Linked DNA regions of Homo sapiens: region 2 is linked to region 1. Evidence: read pairs that join two places in POLR2A ChIA-PET (ENCODE). Cell type or tissue: MCF 10A. All regions are shown on one strand. Each heading gives the region's core, and the rest is flanking DNA. Links, peaks and the distances in the headings are about the cores only. Region 1 has its middle 3.1 kb from the start of LINC01843. Region 2 holds the start of LINC02999 (long intergenic non-protein coding RNA 2999).

What was found. ChIA-PET counts read pairs that join two places held together with the same protein. Peaks named below come from ENCODE experiments on the same cell type or tissue, not always from the same donor. Only the 100,000 strongest peaks of a DNase experiment are listed, where the experiment ranks them.
Region 2: POLR2A ChIA-PET joins it to region 1 with 85 read pairs; 10 of 35 experiments call an interaction of 5 or more read pairs at or near these places.

What each region holds. Positions count from the first base shown.
Region 1 is chr5:134,500,723-134,506,092 of GRCh38, reverse strand. No RefSeq gene overlaps it. Among named protein-coding and RNA genes, the nearest start is that of LINC01843, 3.1 kb to the left of the region's middle. RefSeq lists an enhancer at 2,286-2,625. In MCF 10A, for the core only: no CTCF peak of the experiment used is centred there; a DNase peak (open chromatin) is centred at 2,532.
Region 2 is chr5:134,433,481-134,438,850 of GRCh38, reverse strand. LINC02999 (long intergenic non-protein coding RNA 2999) reads left to right here and starts at 3,804. Exons shown (of 3, transcript NR_105044.1): 1 at 3,804-3,861. RefSeq lists enhancers at 1-411, 1,657-1,726, 1,827-2,016, 1,434-2,633. In MCF 10A, for the core only: no CTCF peak of the experiment used is centred there; DNase peaks (open chromatin) are centred at 370, 1,930 and 3,150.

The sequences.
Region 1 (5,370 bases), core at 215-5,214:
GTGTGCTCAGTGCAAGACCCCGAGAGTCCCAACAAGACTCATTTAGGAGGGTGAGCTAGCCCTGTCTAATAAGGAACTATTTCAGGTTTGCAGTAATCAAGTCTAGCTTGAGGCTGTCCCAAATAGTCAGATAATGGAAGCCAAATGTCTGCAACCATGATTTGGCTCCTGGGCCTAGCTGTTCAGTGCAGACCCAGTGAGGGGCCTCAGCCCTGCACCCAGCTTCCAGGCCCCCACCTCTACCTCAAGATATCAGTGCAGGCCCAGTCCTAGTAGGTCCTCTGGCTAATGAAGCCTCCTGGAGCCCATAGCCCTACCAATTCCAGTTAGAGCCCACATAGCAGACAGAACAAGATGCTTTTTTTTTTTTTTTAAATGGAGTTTCCCTCTGTTTCCCAGGCTGGAGTGCCATGGTGCGATCTCGGCTCACTGCAACCTCCGCCTCCTGGGTTCAGGTGATTCTCCTGCCTCAGCCTCCCAAGTAGCTGGGATTACAGGTGCCTGCCACCACACCTGGCTAATTTTTTTTTTTTTTAGTAGAGACGAGGTTTCACTGTGTTGGCCAGGGTGGTTTCGAACTCCTGACCTCAAGTGATCCACCTGCCTCAGCCTCCCAAAGTGCTGGGATTACAGGCGTGAGCCACCGTGCCCAGCACAAGATGCTTTTCTTTTCTTTTCTTTTTCTTTTTTTCTTTTTTTAAGACTATGTCTCGCACTGTCACCCAGGCTGGAATGCAGTGGCACGATCTCGGCTCACTGCAACCTCTGCCTCCCAAGTTCAAGCGATTCTCCTGCCTCAGCCCCCAAAGTAGCTGGGATTACAAGCACATGCCACCACACCCGGCTAGTTTTTTGTATTTTTAGTAGAAAAGGGGTTTCACTCTGTTGGCCAGGCTTGTCTCACTCCTGACCTCGTGATCCGCCCGCCTCGGCTTCCCAAAGTGCTGCTGGGATTTCAGGCGTGAGCCACCGTGCCCAGCCTACAAGATGCTTTTTAAATTAAGGGCTTCATGAAGAATTTCGTGGTTCCCCAGAAAGTGTAAGGAATGTTTAGGGTTTGGCTAAGCCTGGCTTTGAACCTGATGCTAATAGGGGAGAAGGCATCTTTAGACCTGACCTGAATCCAAGTCAGGGGTCCAGTCAGTTGCCTGGCACAGCTGGGTTGGTCTCTTTTCTCAGAGACATCTATCGGCTGTGTTACTGAGGACAGCAAGTTGAGGGTTGCCCCCACCCCAGGAGCACAGCCCATCACTGGCCCTATTGGCCCTTCATAGGCGTGGTCCTCTGCTAAGGATGGTTAAATTCTGCCAAGCTCCCATCGTCCCCCCCGTCAAAGGGGAAGAGGGACATTATGCATGGTGCAGCATGGGGCTTGTGGTCCTCTGTCTGAACCTTGAGCATGGCACCCATGCTGGGTTGGGGAGGTACATACAGAGACACCCAGGGGCATCCTTGGAGAAGGGCTGTCTTTGCTCGGAAAGTAAATGCTCATTTCTGCTCTGTAGCAAAATCCTGCTATGTATCCAATTTCCTCCTCAAGCCCTCGACAGATTTTCCAAATGGTCTCGAGGGGTTCAGCATTCAGACTGTAGGTAGTCTGGGCTTTGCTGGGCTTAGGGACTGTGTCCTCATGATCCCTGGTCTGGGAACATGGTCTCCAAGCCTAGCAAACCCCAGACTTCTTAGTATTCTCTGGATGTCCCTATGCAGCACCAGGAAGAAAGAACAATTTCTCCCCCGACCCTACTCTAGACTTCTCTGCCAGTCTCATCCCTCCCTTGCTACCTGTGGGCTTCCTGAGCCCTCAACCCTCAAAGCCACAGTCTAACACAGTTAGAGTTAATGCCAACTGCACCTCATGGTAGCTGTGTGACCTTGGGCAAGGTACTTATCCTCTCTGGGCTCCATTTGCCTTCCCCATAAAATGAAAATGATGATAATCCTTAACTGAAAGAGTCATTGTGAGGATCAGATGAGATCATTGAAAGGCTGGCACGTCGTCAGTGCTTAATAAACAACAGGTGGTATGGTTATCATTGTCATCTGTGGATAACTGTCTTTAACCTGGACCTCCTTTTCTGCCCCTCTCCTCCATCTCCCTAAATCCAGACTTGTCACCTTCCTAAAGCCCCTGTGGCCAGAACTGGGGTGGCTGGTCAGGTCCTTCTCCCAGGCAGGCAGGAGGCAGGGAAGTGTGTCTGAGCAGCCTGCATCCCTGGTAGAAAAGATAAAACGGGTCTTCGGAAGCCGGGGTGCTCCCACTTTGGTCATCATTCATACTCCTAATTTAAGAGGATTTCAAGAATCAGCATTTCTGTGGTAGAAGCCAAAGCCAAAATACAGAGAGCGCGAGAGAGTCATTGAAGGCCACAAAGCAAGTCCAGGCCAGAGCAGGGTGAGAGTCTTGGTCAACCTAACATCCAGCGCTCCTCCCCATCTGACTCAACAGCTCTCATTTCTCTAGAAGCCTCATTCTGAAGCTTTCCTGTTCAGAGAAAGCAGCAAACAAAGCGCAGAGCCAGCCCCCTGGGCCTGGAGCCCTGAGCTCCCTGGGCAGACCCACAGGCTGACAGAGACGTTACCGGAGTTGATGATTCAACTTCCTGCCTTTTGAGAGCTCCCAGACCACAGAGGTTTTCCTGCATGGAGGAGGGGGCATCTCCTTGCAGAGGGCCAGCCCCAATGGGACAAGGCCCTACCACAAACCACAAGGACAAGGCAATGCCTGGAGGGGGCCCTGGGGGCCACACCTGAACCCTGGCCAGCTGGCTCCTGAAGCCTGGCCCTCTCTGGGTTAATGATTACTACCTAGGGTGACCAACTGTTCTGTCCTGGTTTGCCTGGGACTGTACTGGTTTTAGCACCAAAAAATCTAAAGCCTAGGAAACCCCCATTCCTGAGCAAACCAAACAGTTCGCCATTCATACCACCCGTATGGTAGGACAGGACTTACAGCCTCAGTGATTATGGGGAATCTGAGCCCCAGGATGGCACATTCTACAACAGAGAATTGGCCAACTGTGGCCTGAAGGCCAATTCTGGCCCACTACCCATTTTTGTATAGCCCATGAGCTAAGAATAGTTCTTACTTTTTTTTTTTTGAGACGGAGTCTCACTCTATTGCCCAGGTTGGAATGCAGTGGCACAATCTCGGCTCACTGCAGCCTCCGCCTCCCGGGTTCAAGCGATTCTTCTGCCTCAGCCTCCCGAGTAGCTGGGATTACAGGCATGGACCAAAATGCCTGGCTAATTTTTGTATTTTTAGTAGAGACAGGATTTCACCATGTTGGCCAGGCTGGTCTCAAACTCCTGACCTCAAGTGATCCGCCTGCCTCGGCCTCCCAAAATGTTGAGATTACAGGTGTGAGCCACCGCGCTCAGCCAGATATGTAAAAATTATGTGAAATTCAAATTTCAGCGTCCATAAATAAAGGAATACAGCCACACCTGTTCATTTACATGTTTCCTCTGGCAGCTTTCACATTATAAGGCAGAGTTGAGGAGCTGCAGCAGAGAATCTATGGGCCTATGGACTTCAAAGCCAAAAAGATCTACCATCTGACCCTTTACAGAAACAGTTTGCTGACCCCTATTCTAGAGGCATGCAAAGGGTGGGTGGGTGTGAGTAGGCAGTGATGCTTTTGTGAAGAAACTCAGGACTGGGGAAGGAGAGGGAGATTAGAGGAGTGGGCGTGATAGCACAGCACTTATCCAAGATTCAGCAGATTAGCTGTGAGGCAGGGACTAGGCACCTATGCCTTCTAAGACTCAGTTTGCCATCTGTACGTGGGGAGAAGGCAGGGCAATAGGAAGGTATGTGCTTCTCTCTGACTTCATGGACTAGTTTTTCAAGCTGCCACTGTCCTCTCCAAGAACTCAGCCACCACCAGGGACTTCTGTGTGGCCTAGGGCAGGTCCTGCCTTCTCTGGGCCTAACCTTGAGGCCTCTCCACCCTACAGAGTAGGTTCTTACCTGGCTTTAAGGCAGACCCAGGACCGGACACTTCATTCCATCTAGACTTTCAACAAGGGTGTGGAAGTACCTACTGTGTACAAGGCACTCTTAGGGCCCTCTGGCATTGAATGGTCCAGTGAATACCTCTTTGCCTTTCATCCAGACATTTGGGTGAGGAGCTCTCCTCCCTGAGACATGGTGCAGGTGGGGCCATTAACTCCTGCCTTCCCACCCCCACTCAGGTGAACATCACTGGAAACTTCTCAAGTGCCAAGCCATGCCCTGAGGGTTGCTGAGCTTGGCCAGCAGGAAGCTGACAATCTGGGAGAGCTCAAACAATGTAGAAAGACACTGGTGAAACTGGGATCCAATGCCCAGCCTAAAGTGGGCCCAATTCAGCTCCTCCACCCACCCCTGCCTACAGCCTACAATAAGATGCTCTCTCCTTTTTATTCTAGAGGGCTAAGGAAGGGGTTTATCTGAGCAGATCAAGGTTCTCGGAAGGCTTGTGGGGAGCCAACCTCAGCTCAACATAGACAGTGGTCTCTTTGGTCCGCTCAGGCAGGGCTAGAGCCATCCCTTTGCAGAGCTTCTGTGTGCCCAGTGACACTCTCAGCCCCTCCTGGGGACACTCATCCTACTAAGCCACCTCCCTCTTTTCCTCTGTCCCCACAGCTCTGGTTGCTGACATCAGGTTTTAGGACTTTGGAAAACCTAGTAACTAAGGATCAGCAGAAGATACCACCGAAAGAGATGCTCAGTTTCCAAGCTCTCCCTGGAATTCTCTCATGCAGTAGCGTCAGCAGGTTTAGCTATTTACTTATTTAATTATTTATTTATTAGACCGAGTCTCGCTCTGTCACGCAGGCTGGAGTGCAATGGTGTCATCTCGGCTCACTGCAGCCTCCGCTTCCCAGGTTCAAGCAATTCTCCCGCCTCAGGCTCCTGAATAGCTGGGATTACAGGCAACCGCCATGATGCCCGACTAATTTTTTTCTATTTTTAGTAGAGACAGAGTTACACCATGTTGGCCAGGCTGGTCTCAAACTCCTGACCTCAGGTGATCCGCCCACTTGGCCTCTCAAAGTGCTGTGATTACAGACGTAAGCCACCAAGCCTGGCCGCTATTTATTTTCTTAAGTAAACTTTTGTGTTGAAGTATAATATACAGTCATGTGCTGCACAATGATGTTGCAGTCAACAACAGACCAGATTATAATGGAATTGAAAAATTTATATTGTCTAGTGACATCATAGCTGTGGTAATGTCATAGTGCCACACATTACTCACATAGTTGTAGTCATGCTGGTCTAAACAAACCTACTACACTGCAGTCGTGTAAAAGTATAGCACATACAATCATGTACGGTACATAATACTTGATAATAAGCGACTACGTGACTGGTTTATGTAT
Region 2 (5,370 bases), core at 48-5,047, 67 kb after region 1:
TTACCCTACGAGCAGAGTCTCAGCACCTTCTGAGTGTGGGACTCATGCTCCAGAGGAGTAAACACCTTCTCAAACAGCAAGCCGCTGCTTGCCAACTGCCGTGGGGAGGGGGAGCCTTGCCCTTAGTGCGACCCTTCGAGGATGCTTGAGCCCAGAACCCCCACATCCTCTAATCACATCACTTTCCCTATGTCCAGGATCAAGTCCAAGCTGCATGGCCTGGTCTTCGAGTCCCTTGCTTCTCAGTCTGGTCCTAGCTATGTCTCTGGCATCATCTCCCTTACACCATGTACCCCATGGTCTAACCACTCATTTACCCCACACACGATGGATTCTGACTTGTGCATAAGCCTGGTGGCTGTTTTCCAAGTCCGCATAGCTGCCAACAATGCCTCATTTCAATGGCAGCCTCTCTGTTATTCATTGATGTCATCAGAATTGCATTACTGTAGATGCAGACACAGGCAACACCAGTGCCCATTCTAATATAGGGCCTCACCCTGCTGCTCACACCACTCCTGGGACTGCACCTGGGTGCACTTCACACAGACCACTTTCCAGAATGGTTCTCTCCACAGGAGCAGCTGCAGATCCCTCCTATCTTCCAAAAGCTCACTGCCTTGGAGATAGGACACATCATAGTATCTCTCTGCCAAAGTGACAACTACAATTATATTTTGGCCGACAGCTGGAGATGGAGAATGTACAGATAGCCAAGGCCTCATGAGTCTCCATGAATCAGCAGTTTGTGCTGCAAGTGCAGCCCATAGGTGAGGTGGGCCTATCCGGCCAGTCATCCAGGCCCTCCCTGCTGCCTATCCGGCCAGTCATCCAGGCTGCCTGCTGGCCACAGACCTCATGTTAGCACCTGGGACCCTCGGTGAAACCCTCCACTGGATGGTGACAGTTAATACCCCCAAGACCACCCCAGGACATAGAGGAGCAGAAGCATCAGGGTAGTCAACCCGGGCAAAGCCCAGCCCCAAGGGAAAGGCACTTGGTTCCTAGGCAAAGGCAGGGGCCGGTCAAGCATGGGGCTGAGATGCCCCCGGGGTGAAGTCCACTATGCTTGGCAGCCTGATATGGGGTTTGTTTGTGATGGGCAGAGGGTCTCTATTGAAGCCTCAGGGCACCACCTCCACAAGGAACCTCAGTGCCATAGACTGTGTGCAAAGGAGTGCTATCAGTACAGGGACCAAAACCCAGGAGTGAAAACAACTTCAACAGCAAAAGCAGCAGCAGCAGTGTCCAGTATCAAGTCTGTCCATGTGCTGGATGCTGGGCTGACCACTACTCAAATGTCACCCTTCACCGCAACCCAGTGAGGTAGGTTCTGTAATTATCCTCATTTTACCAATGAGAAAAACTGAGTCTCAGAGGGCAATTTGACTGAAGCCACGTGGCTGCAAGTGTAGAGAAAGAATCTGAACCCAGACAATCTGGCTTCAGAGCTCAGCTGGCCTCCTTATCCTGGTTTGGCCCTTTAAATCCAGTTTGGTTGTGGGAAACTGAGAGACCTCCAGGGCATTCCTCACATAGGGTGAGTTGAGTTTGGGCCTCCAAGTAGACTTTGGCCTGGAAGCCAAGATGTTACTGAGGAAAATAAACAATAGCTATTTCAGGTGACAGGTGCTGGGCTGTGGAATTGTGCGGGGGGAAATGTCAAGCTGCAAGGGTTTCCTCATTGTAAATTTTTGTATGTTCAGCAGAACAAGCGTCATCAGAAAGCTGCTCTGTTGCCAGCGTCGCCCCTGGAGACAGAGGGCAGGAGCAGGAAGTGTCCTTTCTCTGTGACCGCAGGTCCTCTCGGGGCTTACCTCTTACTCAGCCCTGCCCTGGGTTCCAGCCGAGGCCTCTCGGGGGGTGGGCAGACGTTCTTGGAGTGCTCCCAGGCGTGCTGCTGCCCTTTGCAGGCTCCTTGTCAGGGTAGAACCGGCCTGTCCTCACATCCTGCCCAAACACATGCAGACTAGGATGCAGCAGGCTAGCAGCTCTGCTCAACACGCCTCCAAATGGGTGTGAAAGGCCGGCGGGGCTGGGGACGCAGGAGTGTTCATATTTTCAAGTGGCTGCTGCCCATGAATCACCAACTTCATTTTGTGCTCTCAGCTCTGCGAAGGCATCATTTCCACCCAGACTCACATGGAGCTGGCGGCCAGAGCCTCTTAGTGGGGCTATAAATAGCAGATCATCAACTCACCTCCTCTGAGCTCATCACAGGCTCCTCGGTTTACTGTGCGTCTTCCAGCTGCCTGCACGTCACTGTCACTCAGATTTCCCAGATGAAACCTGGCTGAGAGACTCAGGGCATGCTTTAGGTGGCTGCAGGGTTTTGGTTTCCAGAGCTGTTTAGGGTGACAGTGAGTGCAACAGCAGACTTTTGAAGCACTTGACATTTAAGACGTCATCATTATAATCTCAGGTCTCTGTGCTCCTCTCCAATTAAATGCAGTAGGAAGGGTCTGTCATTTCTCTATGAGTCCTAGAAACCAAAGGCAAAGGACTCACCAAACACACACCCAGAGAAAGCCATACGGAATGGGTAGCAGCAAATGAAAGGCTTCATGCTGGCTGGGCATGGTGGCTCACACCTGTAATCCCAGCACTTTGGGAGGCTGAGGCCGGTGGATCACTTGAGGTCAGGAGTTCAAGACCAGCCTGGCCAACATGGTGAAACCCCATCTCTCTTAAAATACAAAATATTAGCTGGGCGTGGTGGCGTGCATCTGTAAGCTCAGCTACTCGGGAGGCTGAAGCACAACAATCGCTTGAACCTGGGAGGCAGAGGTTGCAGTGAGCCAAAATCATGCCACTGCACTCCAGCCTGGGCAACAGAGCAAAACTCTGTATAAAAAAAAAAAAAGGCTTCATGTCTTCCTGTGGACTTTCTTCCTTGCACTCTGAATGAAATACTTTATGGCTCCCTGGCTTCAGAAGTGAGATTGCATTTTTTAGTATTACCCTTAGAGCTTCCATACAGAGTCTCTCCTTGTGTCAGGCACTGTGTCCAGCCTCTGCATGCAGCATCTCATCGAGTCACCACAAAGCCATATTGAGTTAACTGCTGGCAACATTTTCTTTCTATAGGTGAGGAGGCTGTTGCTCACAGAGGACAGGTGACTCAGCCAGAGCCACAGAGTCAGGATTTCAATCCAGGGCTGCTGGATTACAGAGCCCAGTCTCTGAATCACCAGCCTTTCTGACTCCTGCAGAAGAGGGCTATGTTTGTGTCCATGCATGTGCCTACGTATCTTTGACTGAGAGATGTGAATGACAGTTTCCCTTCCCAGTTCCACATACTCCATGACTGTAAGTAGGAGCCAGGTGCTCACAGATTCACCATCCCCCAAGTCCCAGGCCCCTTTGTCACCTGGAATGTCCCATGTCATCATCTCCCAAATCTGATTTTCTTCTAAGGTTGCCTTGCAGGCCGGGCACCAGTCTCCAGGCAGCTCTCCTGGCCCAGTTTGATGGTCTTCTTCATGTTTTCCTCCCTTCAGCCCCTTAAACAGGCAGAGGCCAGGTGGGGCTCGCCTCAGGGTAGCATCCCCATCTATTTCCCCTCTCTCCCTAGACTCCCAGCCCCATATTTGGGGTCTGGTCCCCTTTAGCAGCCTGTCACAATGACCTCTGCACCTGTGGAATGTTTTGAGAATGCAGATTCCTAGTTCCCTCCCCAAACCACCTGAAACAAAATCTTGAAGGGCAGAGGCTGGGGTGTGGATTTTTTTTTTTGAGACGGAGTTTTGCTCTCCTTGCCCAGGCTGGAGTGCAATGGCACAATCTCGGCTCACCGCGACCTCCACCTCCCGGGTTCAAGTGATTCTTCTGCCTCAGCCTCACGAGTAGCTGGGATTACAGGCATGTGCCACCACGCCTGGCTAATTTTGTATTTTTAGCAGAGATAGGGTTTCTCCATGTTGGTCAGGTTGGTCTCAAACTCCCGACCTCAGATAATCCACCCGCCTCGGCCTCTCAAAGTGCTGGGATTACAGGCGTGAGCCACTGTGCCTGGCCTGGGGTGTGGATTTTTACAAAGGTCTCCCAGTGATCTGATCTAGAGCCCCCTGGACTCTAGCCTCTCCCTCTCTGAACCTTCTGAGCTACAGCTATCAACTTAATTTTCCTTTTTTTTTTTCTTTTGACACAGGGTCTCACTCTGTTGCCCAGGCTGGAGTGCAGTGGCGCAATCTCAGTTCACTGCAACTTCCGTTCCCTGCAACCTCCAGCTCCCGCGTTCAAGCGATTCTCCTGCCTCGGCCTCCCAAGTAGCTGGGACTACAGGTGCCTGCCACCACACCCAGCTAATTTTTGTATTTTTATTTATTTATTTTTCTGAGACAGGGTCTCGCTCTGTCACCCAGGCTGGAGTGCAGTGGTGCAATCTTGGCTCACTGTAACCTCTGCCTCCTGAGTTCAAGCAATTCTCCTGCCGCAGCTTCCCAAGTAACTGGGACTACAGGCGCCTAACACTACGCACGACTAATTTTTGTATTTTTAGTAGAGATGGGGTTTGGCCATGTTGGCCAGGCTGGTTTTGAACTCCTGACCTCAGGTGATCCACCTGCCTCGGCCTCCTAAAGTGCTGGGATAACAGGTGTGAGCCACTCCTCCCGGCCAACTTAATTTTCTGAAAGCACAGTTTGTCTCATGTTACTCTCCTGCTCAAAATCCTTGGGTGGCTCCCAATGCCTGCAGAAAAATCCAAAGACCTTGGTGTGGCATTCAAAGCCCTATCCATCTGGTCTACTCACTCGTCTGCTAACTTTTCCCTGTCACGGGCTCCCAGCCTGGCTTTCCCGCCTTAGCTTGTCTGGACTTTCTGTATCAGGGCACAGTGGAGCACACTGAAATGGCAGCAATCCTTCCCTAAGACTGTGAGCCCTTCTATAAGAGGAATGACTGCTAAAGTGTCCTCATAATTTGAGAGCCTTGTGTGCAGCTTTACATGAGGGGGTTTTGTGTGGCCTGCAGATGAAAGGAGATCCACCAGCAGATGCAACACAATAGCACTAATGTGTCAACACAGGAGAGTAGAGAAGTGGGGCTCATGCTGAATTCCAAAGAGATGATATTTCAGCGTTCCCCTTGCTTTTTATTCATGCACAGGAGATGGACCAGACCTTCAAGCACTGGGGCAAGGGCCGTGCTGCCAAGCGCCTCTCCAGCTTTTCCATCCCCATTCCAAAACAAAAGCAGAGAGACATATTTGGGTCTGGTTGCTGTTGTTCAAAAGGTCAAGAGTGTTTTACCGATACCATTAAACAATGTGTGTGCTCGGCGTGGTGGCTCACGCCTGTAATTCTAGCACTTTGGGAGGCCGAGACAAGTGGATCAACTGCGGTCAGGAGATCAAGAGCAGCCCAGCCA